2 separate regions of the Mus musculus genome follow, and region 1 is linked to region 2. The links are chromatin loops, found by intact Hi-C in ENCODE. Cell type or tissue: gastrocnemius. All regions are shown on one strand.

Region 1 (8,000 bases), 91 kb before region 2:
AAGAACATTGAACCCGACACAATGAAACAATTTTAAAACAAACAAACAAAAAAGACTAATAAATCTCCCCTGGGCTCCACTGGCCTCAAACACCTGCAGCTTTAAATAATAAAGGGGTTCCTTGCTAGCACAGGCCACCTGGACCTTTAGGTTACTTGCCCCATAAATAACTTCTTTGGACTAGTTTCCAATTCTTGTGTAATTAGGGGACAGGGCCGTTTGGATCTGTCTCTCCCACAAGACAGCTACAGGCAGAGAATGTTGTTGTTGTTGTTGTTGTTGTTGCTGTTGTTGTTGTTGTTGTTGTTGTTTGTGTTGTTACTGTTGTTTTAAAGCTGCCAAAGAATCCTTTCTGACTTCCCCGAGGGCTGGGATGGGGAGACCTGCAGCCCGCGGTGACCCCCCTCGTGCGCTCCCTCCCCCGGCCAGGCCTTACACAGCGGCCACCCCGATGTGGCGCGGGTACCTGTAGAAGGCGGGAGGGCCGGTGTCGCGCACGGCGTAGGCGCTGGGCTCGTTCTCCAGGTAGTAGGGCACCTGCTGGCCGTGCGGGTGCAGGAAAGGAGACAGCTGCGGCGGCGGGTGCAGCAGCATCAGCGGGCTAGGCGACACGCTGTTGAGCTGGGGGAAAGCCCCCAGGCTGTTGGCACTGAAGGCGGCCGCCTCCGACCCGGGGCCGTAGGCGATGCCCGACTGGCCGTAGACCGGCGCCGAGGCGGCGGCGGCGGCGGCGGCGGCGGCGTTGAACTCGTAGGCGGCGCCCTCGGGGTAGTTGAACACAGTGGGCTTGCTGTTGTCCACGTATACCTCGCCCAGGGCCCTCTCCATGGGCATCTTGAGCTGCGGGCGGTTGAGGGGCTCCAGCTCGTTCCCTTGGATCTGGTGCAGCAAGGCCATTCCCGAGGCTTTGGTGTGAAGGGTCATGGTCATGGTAAGTGGCAGCCGGCGAGTTACAGACTGGCTCCCCGCGCACGCAGAGGGCTCAGCAGCGCGTGGGCCACCTGGAAAAAAGAGTAGAGCCTGCGATTAGAGAAGGCGCAGCGCAAGTCCCCCTTGGCACGAGTACTGGCCCTGGCCCTGCCTCTGCCCCTGCGGGGCAGAGCTATCCTGCAGAACACAGGTGACCCAACTCCAAGGAGCGCACCCAGACGCTCCCGGGTTCTCCAACTTTACATACTCCTCTCCTCTGCTCTTAGACAAACCTGCTGGAAGCCACTGGCCAGGGGCTGCAGCTTCCAGGCACTACTGGGAACATCACACTGTGCGTGCACCCAAGGAACCGCTAGCTTCCTTGAACTTAACTTTCCAGGTCTTCGCTGCTGGATTTCGCTGCAGGGGGTGAAAGCAGCAAAGGGACCTCCAGGAGCCGCGCCCCTACCACTCCCCCCATCCCAAGGAAGACTAGGTTTGCAACAAATGCAGACTAAGCCACAGGCCATTTTCTTTCTTTCTTTCTTCTTTTCTTTTTTTCTTTCTTTCTTTCTTTTCCTGATGTGTTGCCTGTGTGCCTCTGCCAAGCTCCAATCTGTCTCTGTTTTGTCTTCCTTTCTATTTGATTCAGTCTTCTTGTTGGCTGGAAGTACGCAGTGTATGCATAGAATGACCCTGGAGGGACGGTAACTGTATCTGTAACTGAGATATGGCAAATAGGATGGGGTGTGTGATTGCATATGCAGCCAGCCACCGACAGCTATATTTAGCACCAGTGGACACAGATAGGAGGCATCTAGGGCCAGACGAGTGGAGATGGACTATGTATAGGAAGAGCTGCACTTGGAGTCAAGAGAAAACTGCCAGCCTTCAGCTTCCTCTTCTGACAAAAAAATAAAAATAATAATTTTTTTAAAACGCTCCCCAAGAAAGCACAGCCATGGCAATTTTGCCCAGCCTAGCTTTTCTGTTTTTGTTGGACCCCGGTGCCAAATTTGCTTCCTTTAGAAATTCTCATGTGGATATGATTCAGAAAAACCTTCGGTTAGGCACACTTGGGTGTCCCTACCTTCCACAGGTTATGCAACCAAAAATTGGGAAAACCATGCAAGGACTAAGACATTTTCCCATAAAATATCACCTGAGGTCCTTGACTAAAGCTCTGGCGATCCGGTAACCTTGTCTGTCTAACCAGAAACTTTTGAAAGGCTCTCCTACCTTTCAGCTCTTGAATTCTACAAATGGACCTTCTGGGTTCCCTTGGCATAGGGTACACAGGAATCTAATACTCGAATGACAGAGAAGTTAAAATAAGTTTTTTATTCAGTATTGAATTAAATTCTGATTGAGCTCACACACACCTGTTATTGCAAATTTAGAAAAAAATTGCAGCTTGGATAGTTTGTACTTTCTTAATAAACTGCATATGCCCCAACCTAATATCCCCTAAAATAACCATTAGCATATGACTTGAATTGCTAGCCCATATACCCAGGAGAAGTACCTGACACATGCAAATGTCAAGGTTGCTGTTACTAATAGTAACACTTTAAAAATATTTTCTACTAAGCACACTATTTATCTAATTCTTAGAAAAACAGATAATTTTGGATAAACCACAGCTAAGCTGGCTTAAATCTAAAGACAAAGATGAGTTTTAGCACCCATAAGTATCATTGACAGCAAAGGAAGGGTTAAAAATACATTAGGTGAATCGCAGATATTTCTCTTTATGGCCAGCAACCATGACTTTCTAGAGCAATTTTTTCGTAGATGATTTAGTTCCCATAAATCACACTTTCAATTTTCAAATGCCTTTTAAAAAACACATGCAAAAGCAAGCACTTCAGATGAGACTCTTTAAAAATCTGAGCCTGCCAAATTATATATAAATGGCACAGAGAATCCTACAAGTCCGGAAAGCGGGAAAAAAAAAAAAAAAAGCCGCACAGATTTCCCCCCATAGAAAAACAGCACAGCTTCCTTCTCCAGCTAGGAGACAGACACTAAGCAGAAAGGTAAGTTGCTTTCTCAAATCGCTCAAGCTACAGAGAGAGAAAGAGAGAGAGAAATCAAAAGCCGATCCTACCCTGCTGGTTCAAGAGCGTCTTTCCAGAAATGTTCCATGGGTTTGTAGAAGTCAAGGGCTGAGACAGTAAGACGGAAGGAAGGAATGTGCTCGAATGATCGAGTGGCGCGGTGTGTGATCAAGGCAGAGCGTGTGTGGATGTGTTTGTATGTGGAGTGGCAGGGACTCTCGGGAAGCAGCCAGTAGGCAGGGCACTTGGCAGCCCCTCCCGGCAGACAAGGCAGCTGGGCTCCTGCACGAGCTGGATGAATGGCAGCGGGAGTCCGGGAGCCTTGCTGTCTGCTGAGGGACAGCAGTAGCCCCGCTAGAATCAGCATTCCTAGAAGAAACTCCAGCCCCCTTTGCTCCCTACCTGTAGAGCCAGAAATGTCCCGGTGCTTTCTATGGAGAGGGAAACTGAGATGGCTGTGAACCACAGGCTCACAGATAAACTAGAATGCCAGTCAAAGTGTGCAGAGATCAAGTTTATAAACTATGCCAGGATATCTTCTTCCTAAACGATGTCATTTAACAAGAAAAGCCTTCTGGGATACATATGAGTCAAGCCCTCTAGCCCTACTGTTCCCCTGAATAAGATGCTCAGTGACAATGCTACCAATAACATACAAAAGTCAGACTTCGCAATAAATATTTTTGGCATTCCAGGGATATGTTTCCAACTGAAATGCAAGACTCCCTCACTTCATTAGTCAAACCTACCAGCCTCTCTACCAATAGCCTACTGACTACTGTCTGTAAACACATCCCAGAAGAGGCATTATTTTAATCGTAAAGTTGGAACCATAAAATAGCTTTGCGTTAAAGCGATTACACGTTCACAGCTGTAGTTACCAGCATTGGTTGCAGACAGAGATCTTGTACCTCCAGTGCTGTCCCATGGATACACCTGGTTCTCAGTGCTTCTCTCCACCACAGTACAACACAGATTAACAAGGTACTCTGACTGTGTCCTCACCCTGGGTCCCAGGACACAGGAGGCCTAAAGGAGCCTTTGTTGTTTAGTAACTACTTTAGGTATTAAGTGACTCTAATCACAACGCCAGGAGTGGCCGGTCTCCAGCCCTAGGACCCTAGGCAGTTACCAAGAGATATATGAGTGGCACTTGGGCCAGTACAAAGAAAGAAATAGAAAGAAAATACTAATGATATCATGCTGCAACTATACGTTTTTGTGCTTGGAAAGACTCAAGGTCATTATATCGGGACTTAGACAAGTTCCCTCAACAATCAGCAATGACCATAAATATCTAATATATAAATAAGTATCGAGAAGTTGCGGTGTGAGTAATGAAGCATTTGCCTAGCATATGGGGAGTCATGGGTTTGAGATCTAGCACTGTATAGATGAACAAACAAATAAATAAATATTGGGGGAAAAAAGATTGCTAACCCTTTGTTGGTAATAGTGTTGACTCCTGATGACAGGGGCCCCTCCTGTAGGTCAACAATGATGTCACACTCATCAAGCCAGTCCAACTAAACTGTGTAACAAAAGAAGGAGAGATGGTAGAAAAGAAAGAAAATGAGTCAAGGAAAGTTGGTGTGTGTGTATATGTGTGTGAGAGAGAGAGAGAGAGAGATCTGGACATCTGGAGATCTGCATAGGAAGGGTATGAGAAGGCAGGTATCATCTCAGGGGACTTTGGCCGTGGAGAAGTTTACAATTCCAGTTAGCCTGAGCTATCTCAAGATAGGCATTTCCAGGAATAGCTTTCAGACTCCTCTTAGTAAACTCTGTCTCCCAGGGACAGGGGTTGTGGCGGAAAGCATGGCCGCCATCTTGGTTCCCCCACTCACCACCCGGCACCGCTACTCTGGCCACCTGTTTTCTCTTGGAGTCTCATCCCTCTCCTCTTCTCTCTGAGTCCTAGGCTGAGCACACTGTACTGCTTGCCCAGGTGTAGGGGAGAACATGGGCTGCCTTGTTTTCCTGCCCAGTGCAGACTCTGGACCAAACACCCAACATCATTCTCCTCCCGACCCAACACTTCACTCCGGACACAGGACACAGCATCGCTGTCTCTGTCTGACACTCGTATGCCTTCTATAGTTATCCAAGAAACAACTCCCAAACCCATAGTTTGCACGCTCCCTTCCCATGCATTGCCCATCCCTTTTCAGCGGCCTCTTACCTCACTTGTCTAAGTGCAGGCTCCCCTTCATCATTACCCCAAATCCCAGCTTCTCTAAGAGTAGAGTCCCTTCCTCTCTCCTGGACCTGTCTTTGCTAGTCTGTCACCCCCAACACGTAGCCTATGCCTCAGCCTGATGAATAAAAATTTGTTGTTCCAAAGGCCCCAAAGCTTTTCTTCTCTTAATTTTTTTTTTTTTTTCTGCTTAGAATATTCACTTTTCTAGCTTGGCAGAAAGCATCTGCTGTCTTGAGGTTCGGATCAAGCACCAGCTTATCCTCATGGTCATCCTCCACTCGTGGTCATCCTCCAGCGCCTCCCTCTTCTGAGTCCCAGTTGTAGTTCTCAACCACTTATCCTCTTCCTCCCTGAACTCACCTGGTTTTTGTTGCCTCATCCCACCGAGGAGCAACTCAAAGGCCTGGCCCTGAGAATCTCAATACGTAGCATCTTGTCTGCTCATCCTTAGGTCACCAAATATGGATTAATTTCCTCTCTAGATACTTCAAAGGACAAAACAACACCCCAACCTGTCTGAACGACTCTTTCTGAAAACTAACTTTTCACATGACCATGACCATCCGGAACTTTCCAGACTGTTTTTTTTTCTTTTTTTTTTTTTATTAGATATTTTCTTTATTTACATATCAAATGCTATCCTGAAAGTTCCCTATATCCTCCCCCTGCCCTGCTCCCCTACCCACCCACTCCAACTTCTTAGCCCTGGCGTTCCCCTGTACTGGGGCATATAAAGTTTGCAAGACCCAGGGGCCTCTCTTCCTAATGATGGCCGACTAGGCCATCTTCTGCTACATATGCAGCTAGAGACAAGAGCTCCGGGGGTACTGGTTAGTTCATATTGTTGTTCCTCCTATAGGGTTACAGACGCCTTCAGCTCCTTGGGTACTTTCTCTAGCTCCTCCACTGGGAGCCCTGTGTTCCCTCTAGGATGGTATCTTCCTATCTTTACAGCAACAGAAGCTATAAAATCAAACTTCAAGTCCATCTAATATCGAGGCAGAAGCCACCAGTGCTTAGCAGCGTGTTCACCAGAAAGCTTTTCATCTTAGTTCTTTTTTTTTAAAGGATTGTTTATTTATTTTATGCATGTGAGTACACTGTAGCTGTCCTCGGGCACATCAGAAAAGGGCATCAGATCTCATTATGGATGGTTGTGAGCTACCATGTGGACTAGGACCAGGCAGAGCTTCCTCTCCAGCTCCATTGAAGGCTTTTTACATTTACAAAAACATTATCTCTCTACAAAACCATGAAAGAGGAAATGGGGATGTCGGTGTATGATAACTTATGCTACTAACATGTTCCCTGCGCTGAGATGAGAAAAGTTTAGCTCTGTGCAGTTTGAACATTACCATGATTATCAATGGTGTGTATGTGTGTTCATGTGTGTATGTGTGTGTGTATTCATGTGTGTATGTTTGTATATGTATATATGTGAGTGTATATATGTATGTGTGTGCATGTGTATGTATGTGTTCATATATGTGTGTATGTGTATATGTGTGTGAATGTATATGTGCATGTATGTGTGTGTGCATGTGTGTGTGTGTGTGTGTGTGTTCTCTCTTTCCATTTTGTTCTTTCTTTTCTTCTTCCTTTTTAAGAAAGTATCAACCTGAAGACCAAGCTGTGCTGGAACTCACTGTGTAGCCCAGGATGGCTCGAAACTCGGGACAAGCTGCTAGAGTGCCGACATCTCAAGAATCAGTGACTAGGTCTGCTAAGACCCCGTGCTGAGTCCTGATGCAATGCTATTCTCCTCTACAGCAGAAGCATGTTGCGTTTCCCTCTAAAGGGTTCTTCATTTTAAAGATAGTTTGAGCACTGATTTTTTTTCTTTACTTGTCTCCTAGACTTTGGCCTTAGAATATTGCTTTTCGAAGCAAAATTAATGTTCAATGTTATGTGCATATATTAAGTATACAACCTGAAAAACATGGATCGATTTCACTCTTAACAACCATGTCAAACAAAGTATAAAGCATTTGACTATTTCAATCAACCCAGAAAGTCCCCTATACCCTTTCTAATCAGTCCCCCACCTTTACAGGCTGATGTTTTACCTTAAAGCTTTTTCTGCCTGACCCAGGTGCTCACTTAAACGTTGGAGCACATACAACCCATTAGAAAGCCCATCCAGGCACTAGGCTTCCAGCATCCGCTTCCCTTGGCATCAGGGTACAGAGTTGTAATTGCCTTATTCAGAGCCTACTGCCTGGGAAGGGGGAGCCCTGGAAGTCCCCTCAGTTTTACTAACATTCTTTCATTTGTAGACCTTTTCAGAACAGTTGATTTTTCACTTTAATTTGGTGATGGCAACCTGAGTTGACTAAAACAGTACCTGACCCTTCAGAGTTGCTCTTAGTAGATATAGCAGTCAATATTAGTAAATATACTAATCAAAATCTAATAATCAATACAAGCTTAACATGTTGAAATGTTAAGCTTGGAAGACGGCAAGGATACATAGTAACCATACATAGTAACCGACAGCCAATTGGAGCTGGGAGACCACAGGGATACACAGTAACCAGAAGCCAGGGGGAAGCCTTATACTTCACCCCATTGCCAATACAAGGAAAGAATATTTGTAAACCAATAACTCACCCAAAGTCCCTTTACCAACCTTGTGACCTCAGATCTACTCTCTGTCTCCCTGATGATGACTTGAAGATAATTTCAATTTTCGGTTGCCAGGCATAACGGCTACTTTTTATTACAGATCAATGAGTAATTCAGAGTTAATGCTCAGTTTAATGGAATTTAGCCACTTTCATCTTATCTTTTCTTGGAAATTTTTTTTCAAATACCTTGCAAACTTTTTGTAC
Region 2 (8,000 bases):
GAAGAGAGGAGAGGGAGGGGGAGAGGGACAGAGATGAGAAAGAGGGGAGAAGAAGAGAGGAAAAGGGAGAGAGAGAGAAAGGGGGAGGGACATGGGGAGGAGAGGGGGGGAAGGAAACTGTACTGGAAACAGTATGGCTGGCAACCTACTTTGCACATTGCAATCCCCATCAAGATGAAGGACACGTTGTTTGCCAAGCCCTCCCCTTTGCCTTTTCTTCATCATGCTGTTCTTGCTATCCAAAAGAGGAATCAAACCAGCTGCCAACATGGAGTTGGCAAATAGCTGCAGGCGCTGTCTTCCTGGAAACGCCAACCGGCAGCCATCCCCACAAGGCCACAGAGGTTTCGGGAGGGCAGATTCACCACTGCTCAGACTCCTCATAGTGGGATTAGAACCCTAACTGTCTAAACTAATAAGCCAGAGGAGCTGGGGGTGTGGGGGAGTGGGTATGTGCTCCTAAACAGCCCGGGGTCGGCCACGTCCTTCCAGGCAGGGGCTAAGAAGGTCCCTTGTGCCTGAGGACGGTTGATCAGATAGACCTGAAGACTTGCCGGACAAGTCCCACAGCACTTCTGAGGATAGTGACTAAGCTCCAGCTTAGCAAAATTATCTAATATTTTGATTAGTCACTGAGTAAAAACTTTGCTAGAACCCTTCATTTCCTACACAGTTGGACAGACACGGTGTCAACGGAAGATTTCCTGAAAGTGCTTCCCCGGAACTGCCCAGTTCTGCAAGTAGGAAGTCAGCAAGTTGACCGAAGCCCGCTGGCCTGGCTCTCAGTGGGATCAGGCTTAGTTCACTGGCAGCGCAGATTGGCAGGCAGGCCTGGGTCCACGCCCCGCCCCTCCCTTGCAGTTCAGGCAGGTTCTATAAAAATAAACTTACATACTATTCTGTTGACTCAGATTTCCTGCGCTTTCGAACGCTTTGAAGGTTAACATGATATTTACAAGCCAGAGGACGTTCGATATTTTATATCACATGGCCTGCTACTGGAGAAAACTGCTAACGAACGCAGCTGGCAGGGCAGACAATGTGGACATTTGTAGTAACAGAGACCTGGCTTTCCAAAAGGGCTGTGAGCTGGTTCAAAATGCTCAATGGAGGAAGTGAGAAATGGATTTGGAAGTCAGTAAGACCTTTTCAGTTCTAACTTTTAAGTAAAACATGTTACGACTGGTGTCCACAATACATGTGAAATGACTTTTCGCCTGCTTACATGGGCATACATTCTTTTACAAAGCTTCCACTGTCCCTTTGAATAATTACGTTCAGAGGAGAAGGCTCTTAATTACTGAAAGGCCATTATTAAGTAGCAACTGGAAATACATACGTCTGCTCCCCATTTTAGGGTTAAACATGAATTCACATGTTGCTCCTTATCAACGCCATTCAATTAGCAGTAGAAGAAAAGGGTCATAACGTCGAAGAAGGGAATGTTTTTTTTGCTTACTAACAGCTATTGCAAAGCTGTGAGAGAGAAAAATACAATTTAAAAGCTTTAAAAAAAAAAAAACACTGAGGGTAGGGATCTCTATTTAGGGCAGGCAGTCTGTATTGTAAGCAAGGCGGTGAGTCTCCCTGATAGCAGGTAAAGATGCTTCAGCCAAGCCTGAAGGGGGCGTGGCTCTGTGGTAGAGCAACCTCCATCAGGATGCCAGACCCTGGATTCGATATATATCTGGGAAGGAAAATTGTAGGGGAAGGGGTGGGAAGAAGGGAGAGAACAGAAGGAGGAAGGGGAGTGAGGGGAAGAAGAAGGAAGGGGAAGAGAGTAAAAAGGAGAAGAGGGGAGGGGGAGGAGAAGGGGAAGGGGGAGGGGAACGGCCCTAGGTTTTTGTTTTTGTTTTTTAAGTGTTATGTCAAGGTGAAAATGTACAGGTTATATCCATCTGTCTCAAATGTTAAGATATCTTTTTTTTTTTAATTACAAGAAACAGTGGGTCTTTTTTACAAACTTTTTTTCTCAAAAGAAAGGAGAACACATGAGATGGGTGGTAGTGGTGGTGCACGACTTTAATCAAAGTGCTCAGGAGTCTAAGACAGTCAGATCTCTGTGAGTTCGAGGCCAGTCTGGTCTACAGAGTGAGTTCCAAGAGAGCTTGGGCTACACAGAGAAACCCTGTCTTGGAAAACCAGAGAGAGAGAATAGGAGTGGGGAGGGAGGGAGGGAGGGAGGGAGGGAGGGAGGGAGGGAGGGAGGGAGGGAGGGAGGGAGGGAGGGAGAGGGAGAGAAGTCTACTAGAAAATGAATTCACCCTGACAGGTTTACAGTGAACAAGGGGTTGATGGCTGTAATTTTGAGTTGGGAAACACCTGCTCAAATTAAGTAGTTTGTGGTTTCCGTATCCAACAGAAGAGAAAAACACCACATTGATTCTGCCACTGTTTGTGTATGTGTGTATGTGTGTGTGTGTGTGTGTGTGTTTGTGTGTGTGTGTGTGTGTGTGTGTGTGTGTGTGTGTGTGTGTGTGTTAACTAAAGTAATTCAAACCTCATCCTGTAGGCTGATATACTTCGTTCCTGTGTCCTGCTAAAATTAAGATGATACAAACATATAAACTTGATGAATCCCAAGTGATAGAAAGCATTGGCCTTTCAGTGGGGAGCGTGTGTACGCTGGAGGGGAGAAAAATGAAAGAAACCTTTCCCAGGTGTTCCCTCAGATGGTACAGGCTTCCTCCAGCACTTCTGCCCACGCCTGTAAGAAAGAGAGTAAAATCCGCTCCCTGTAGATACTCAGAATTAGACACAATCACAGATGATACTGATGTGGAGAACGTTTGCACGAGCATGCAACCACCTTGGTAATAAAGTTTACTTCTTCTGCCCTAGTGTTTTAGACTGGTTCTAAATCACTACACAAAGCCAGCGATTGGCTGCTGTTGAGCAGAACTGGACTGTGGACGTTAACCAAGTTGCCTGGCAGTCTTTACCTGACTTCAGTCCACATTTTTCCCCTCCATAGCTACTCTCTAGTTATGCATTATCAGGTTTGGCAGTCTCTACGAGCTCAGCCCTCCGCTTGGCTTGTTGCTGGGTAGGCTTGACCTAAGAGAGTGCATGAGGAAAGAGCCAGAACTTTCCTTTGATGTCTCAGAACTCAAGATTCCATTATATAATCTACCATAAATCCTGGCGGTCAGGACTGACACTGGCTTCCAAAGTTACCAGAATATGACACTCCCTACTTGATTCATTGTGGAGTCTGACATGTCTTAATTAATATGAACTCAGAGCCTCAGCTTGCCAGCGATAAGAGACTTTTCTGATTTGCCTTCTTCATAGCTTTAAGGGTTTCCTTGATTAATTTTCTTCTCCTGAAATCTAAACCTCACATGCTAAATGTTCTGACTGGCTCAGGTTTGACCTCACAGATGTTTCCTTGTGGTCACAGAAAATACTTCTCCTCTGAGAATAGGTTTGATAATTTTGGGGGGGGGGGCAATAAATTGAACTGAACTAGATGAAGAAGTCAAGTGCAGGCTTTTAGCCACACTTTTTTACTTCTACAACCTGCCTGGTGTGTTCAAGTCTCAAATATAAACGGTGGTAGATGATAGCATTCCCTATGAACAAATTAAGGCCTTGAACCTTCCCCCAAGCCTTCTTCTCTGTAACAATATAAATCTCTCTCCTTGCTCAACACATGAGTGAGGCTTCCCACAAGGAGAAAATTGGCACATTTAAATGTCCTTTCTACTCTCAATGCTGAAGAAGGAGTGAGATGGACCAAGTCCAAACAGTGAGAAGGAAGGAGACTGAGGGCCTGTCTCATCGGAACACAAATAATTTGTGAACTGTTCTCAGTGATTAATACTCTGCACTTGAACCCTGCTTATGCAACAGAAGTGCTACAGTGAGCTGACTCTTGGTTTCTGGGTTTTGCCTTTCCTAGAAAACATTTTTCTATGAATCTTTTTTTGTTTTGTTTTGATTTGGTTTGGTTTGGTTTGGTTTGGTTTGGTTTGGTTTGGTTGCACACTAGATTTGAAGCAGCCCTTTGCTTGATTGGTGAAGTCTGAAAATGGACTAGAGGGAAGGACACCAAAGCAACATGAGCAATGTCCCTCCAACAGAGTGATACCCTGTTACCCTCTCCCTGCCCCTCTCTGCTCAAAACAGGAAAGCCAGGCATCAGCTGCCAAGGGACACTCTCAGCAGCCTTTGAGATTCGTTGTAACCTAAATTAGATTACTGAATGTGCTTAGCATTTTCTCCCAACCTTTGTCCCCAACAGACACCTGCCTTGTTTTCTTACATAGCTGTCACCCTAACCTTTTACCGTACCATACTCCTTTAAAGGATGAGAAAGAGAGAGAGGGGGAGAGAGAGAGAGAGAGAGAGAGAGAGAGAGAGAGAGGGAGAGAGAGAGAGAGACAGAGAGAGACAGAGACAGAGAGAGACAGAGAGAGACAGACAGAGAGACAGACAGAGAGACAGACAGAGAGACAGAGAGACAGACAGAGAGACAGACAGACAGACAGAGAGACAGAGACAGAGAGACAGAGACAGAGACAGAGAGACAGACAGAGAGACAGACAGAGAGACAGAGACAGAGAGAAAGGGGAAAAACAATCTCCTTACACCCCTCCTCTTTAGCTCCCCAATCACTGGGTTCAGCTCCAAATCATCTGAAGCATTTCAGTGGTGGCGAGAGGTGTCACAGGCTCCCTTCCCTAGGCAAGCCTTCAATGGCATCAGCTATCTTGTACTCCCAGACAGGCACCTACGGCTCTAATAGTACATATGTTAATGTCCTGGCTCACTATTCCAAATGGAGGTGGCTGAAGACAGGAGGCGCAGAAGCGTGACTCAGTACCAGCACTGAGGTCATACCCAGTATGCCAGGCCTTCATTCACTTGCTAGGGAATTAGGCCTCCAAAGTCAAAGGACTGCTCAAGTACGAAATGTAAAGTACGAACTTGAGTACATATTTGACAAGTGTGTATAAATTGCAAATAATTGCACCAGTCTCCATGTCATACAAATAGAAGCATTTTCTTATGAATCTATATTCTATCCAAATAAGATTGTTTTTGCCATAAAAATATCCCAGGGAAAAAGCATTTTGCACATATAAAGTGTGCTGCTTAGTCCCTAGTGGTCCCTGAATGAAAAACCTTCTGGGATCTGTTTGGCAGTTAGTTGCTAGATCCATCTTTCAATTATAAAGATAGCAAAATACCCAGCATAGGTGTGTCTGTCTGTATGTATGTTCACTCCTAGAAACTAATCATAGGACCTTGCATATTCCAAGCAAGCTCTCTACTGCTGAGCCACATCTTTCACCCTTTCCTAACTGATTCTTTTGAGAAGGGGATTGCCAAATTTCAAAGCTGGTGTTGAACTCATCAGATGACCCCTGTAGACCTTCCACTAGTGATTCTCCTGCCTCAGCCTCCTAAGTAGCTGGGGTTGAAGGCTTGCACCACCAGGCTCACTTTACAGTAATATCTTTTGACTCCCCTCCAACTCCTCTCTCTACCAGCCATTTTTTGAGACAAAGTCTTTTCTCGCCCATAAATAATCATAATTCAAAAAGTGGGTCCTTAAAAGATTTGCTAAATTGCTCAATTTAAGTTGTTCACTCTAAATTAGCAATTCACCTCTCCTCAGCTAGTCCAATCATCTCCAAATTGGCATGCTCACTCTTCAACTAAAAACCTCAATCTACACAGTATTTCCAAAGAGAAGGCCTCATTTCACTGCAACCTCACACCTTAAAATGACATTTAGCTTCACAGTCCTAATTCTCTGCTAACATGTTCCTGCATACTTCTGACTTATCTTCCTGTCAGACCAACTCCTGATCCCCCAAGGTGATTGTCTCTTTCCTTGGATTAGCGTCTTCTACCCCCAACATCTTCCCAGGGCAACATACCCATCCTTCCGGGTCAAGGCTAACTGTCACTTCCTGTCCCAAACTCCGAGTGCCAATCAGCAGTAGCTTCTCTGTGTGCTTCCATACCATGGTGCTCATCTCTATGAAAGCAGCCATCACTTTCTACTCAATTAGTGTATGTCATAGCTATTCTGCAGCAATGATACATCATACTATGTGCCCAACTCTCCACTTTTGACAATTAAAAAAAAAATCATCTAGAACACAAAGAATGCATCATGTTCAATCAAACACATCCATTGCATATCTAACATGGTTGGGTACCAGGCTTTTCCCAGAATACCACAATGCAACCCTGAGCAAAAGCCCCCTGTTGGCACCAAGGGCTCTTCCAATAGGGTCCGCAGCAGACCCTTTAGAACAGAGCTTCATGAGCCACAGTAGAACTTTGCAATGTGCTCATTCTTGGACAAAATTAAGAATTTAATAAGGAAGTCAAACAGAAGTACCCTTTTTCTGAATAAACTTGATGCCAAAATATACAGTAGCAAGATTTCATGTAAATGGGATTCCCAACATCTCTTAATGGACAGGAATGTACGGGTGTTCCGTTGCTTTACCCAGATGCAGAGATGGATTGTTGACTACCCAATGTGACCAGCTTTACTAAGTTCCCTTTCTTTGTAAGGTTTTATAATAAAGCAAAACCTAATGAATGACTGGTTATAGCAAATAAAAAATTAGAATTCAAAGGACAGATGCCATCTTACAGAGGGATTTAAAATTCCTTGTGGATTTCTTTATCACAATTATCAAAGAAAATTTTCCAATGAGACTACTTAAGTGAACCGCAGAGGTAGGAAGGGGCTCAGGCATGTGGCCCCCACTGCAAAAGGACTAGGGAGGCTCTTCTGAAGAGAGTGAGGAGGAGATCCCTTTAGAGAGTTCAGCTGATAGCCACCTGACAAGCAAATGCTTCAATAAGTACCGAGGAATAAGAAATCAAAAGACAGAAAAAAGAACCTGGAATGCCACCACTCCAGAGAAGGACAGTTACCAGGGCTACCAACCACTTAGCAAATTGACTGACCTTGCACAACTTGAGGTTCCCCCAAGGCTTGTCATCTCCTTTCCACCCACCTCATCTCCTTGTGATGAGCAGCAACAAAAAGGTCCTATGATTTTCGTGATGACTGTGCCCCCATTCTAGTCCGCTCTCAGCAGGGAGACACAACCCCCCAAAGAATTGAGAATTATTGAGTTTAAGTAAGAGGCTAAAGGCAGATTTCACTCCTGAAGACTACTCCTGCAGTCGAGACAATGAAGTGACAGCTGTGTCACCAACAAGACTCTTGATATTTTTTGCACTGGAAAAGATAGGGCTTCGCCTACATCACATCTCACACCAGAGGACATCCCCCAAGTCACATTGATACTCCAAGGAAGAGATTATAGACTACTTCCAATATCTCATCATTACCCCCATCTCACCTGAAAGCTTTATCACATGCCTGGAGGCTGTCTCTATGCACACACTTCCATCTACACAAACACACACACGCACACACACCTTAGAAGGAGTCATAGAATCTGTTGATGCATACAGTTTTGCTAACCCAAACCCTAACCCTAACCCTAACCCTAACCCTAACCCTAACCCTAACCCTAACCCAGGCTGATCTAGAAAAAGGACTACTGGAACATTGCTATAGAGACAAAATCACCGTTATCATAACCATCCTTAGCAAAAGCTACCTGTAAAGTGCTAACCTTTAAAAAGAGCATCTGGGTATCCAGCGAGACGGCTTAGTGGTAAAGCACTCGCTGGGCAAGCCTGGTCACCTAACTTAATTCCCAGAGTCCGTGAGAAGATAGGAGAGAAGTGATCCCACAAAATGTCCTCTGAACTCCACATATTCACTGTGGAACACACAATGCCGCTACACACATACATCATGTGTGTGTACATACACACAACACACACACACACACAAACAAATTAACACTTTGTTAGGCCCTTGGCAGGGGTTCATAGGTGGTATTTCTTTCTCAGCAAACAACAGCCAGCCAGCTCAGGCAGAGGTGGGTGGACAGGACCGCGCCTCCTCTGTGCTTTAGCAGAGCAGAAGCACAGTGGTCCTTCTCTCT

What was found. A loop is a pair of places that touch in the nucleus more often than their neighbours do. Peaks named below come from ENCODE experiments on the same cell type or tissue, not always from the same donor. Only the 100,000 strongest peaks of a DNase experiment are listed, where the experiment ranks them.
Region 1: a loop joins it to region 2, with 3 times the contacts of the local background. A loop is called at or near these places in 3 of 42 quality-filtered maps.

What each region holds. Positions count from the first base shown.
Region 1 is chr10:4,705,314-4,713,313 of GRCm38, reverse strand. It overlaps Esr1 (estrogen receptor 1 (alpha)), which reads right to left and starts at 3,156. Exons shown (of 9, transcript NM_001302531.1): 1 at 3,020-3,156; 2 at 467-1,001. The coding sequence starts at 930. In gastrocnemius, no CTCF peak of the experiment used is centred here; DNase peaks (open chromatin) are centred at 596, 917 and 3,233; H3K4me3 peaks cover 3,644 bases; H3K27ac peaks cover 3,832 bases.
Region 2 is chr10:4,613,936-4,621,935 of GRCm38, reverse strand. It overlaps a transcript of Esr1 not described here. Among named protein-coding and RNA genes, the nearest start is that of Esr1, 92 kb to the left of the region's middle. In gastrocnemius, no CTCF peak of the experiment used is centred here; a DNase peak (open chromatin) is centred at 297; H3K4me3 peaks cover 1,443 bases; H3K27ac peaks cover 3,937 bases.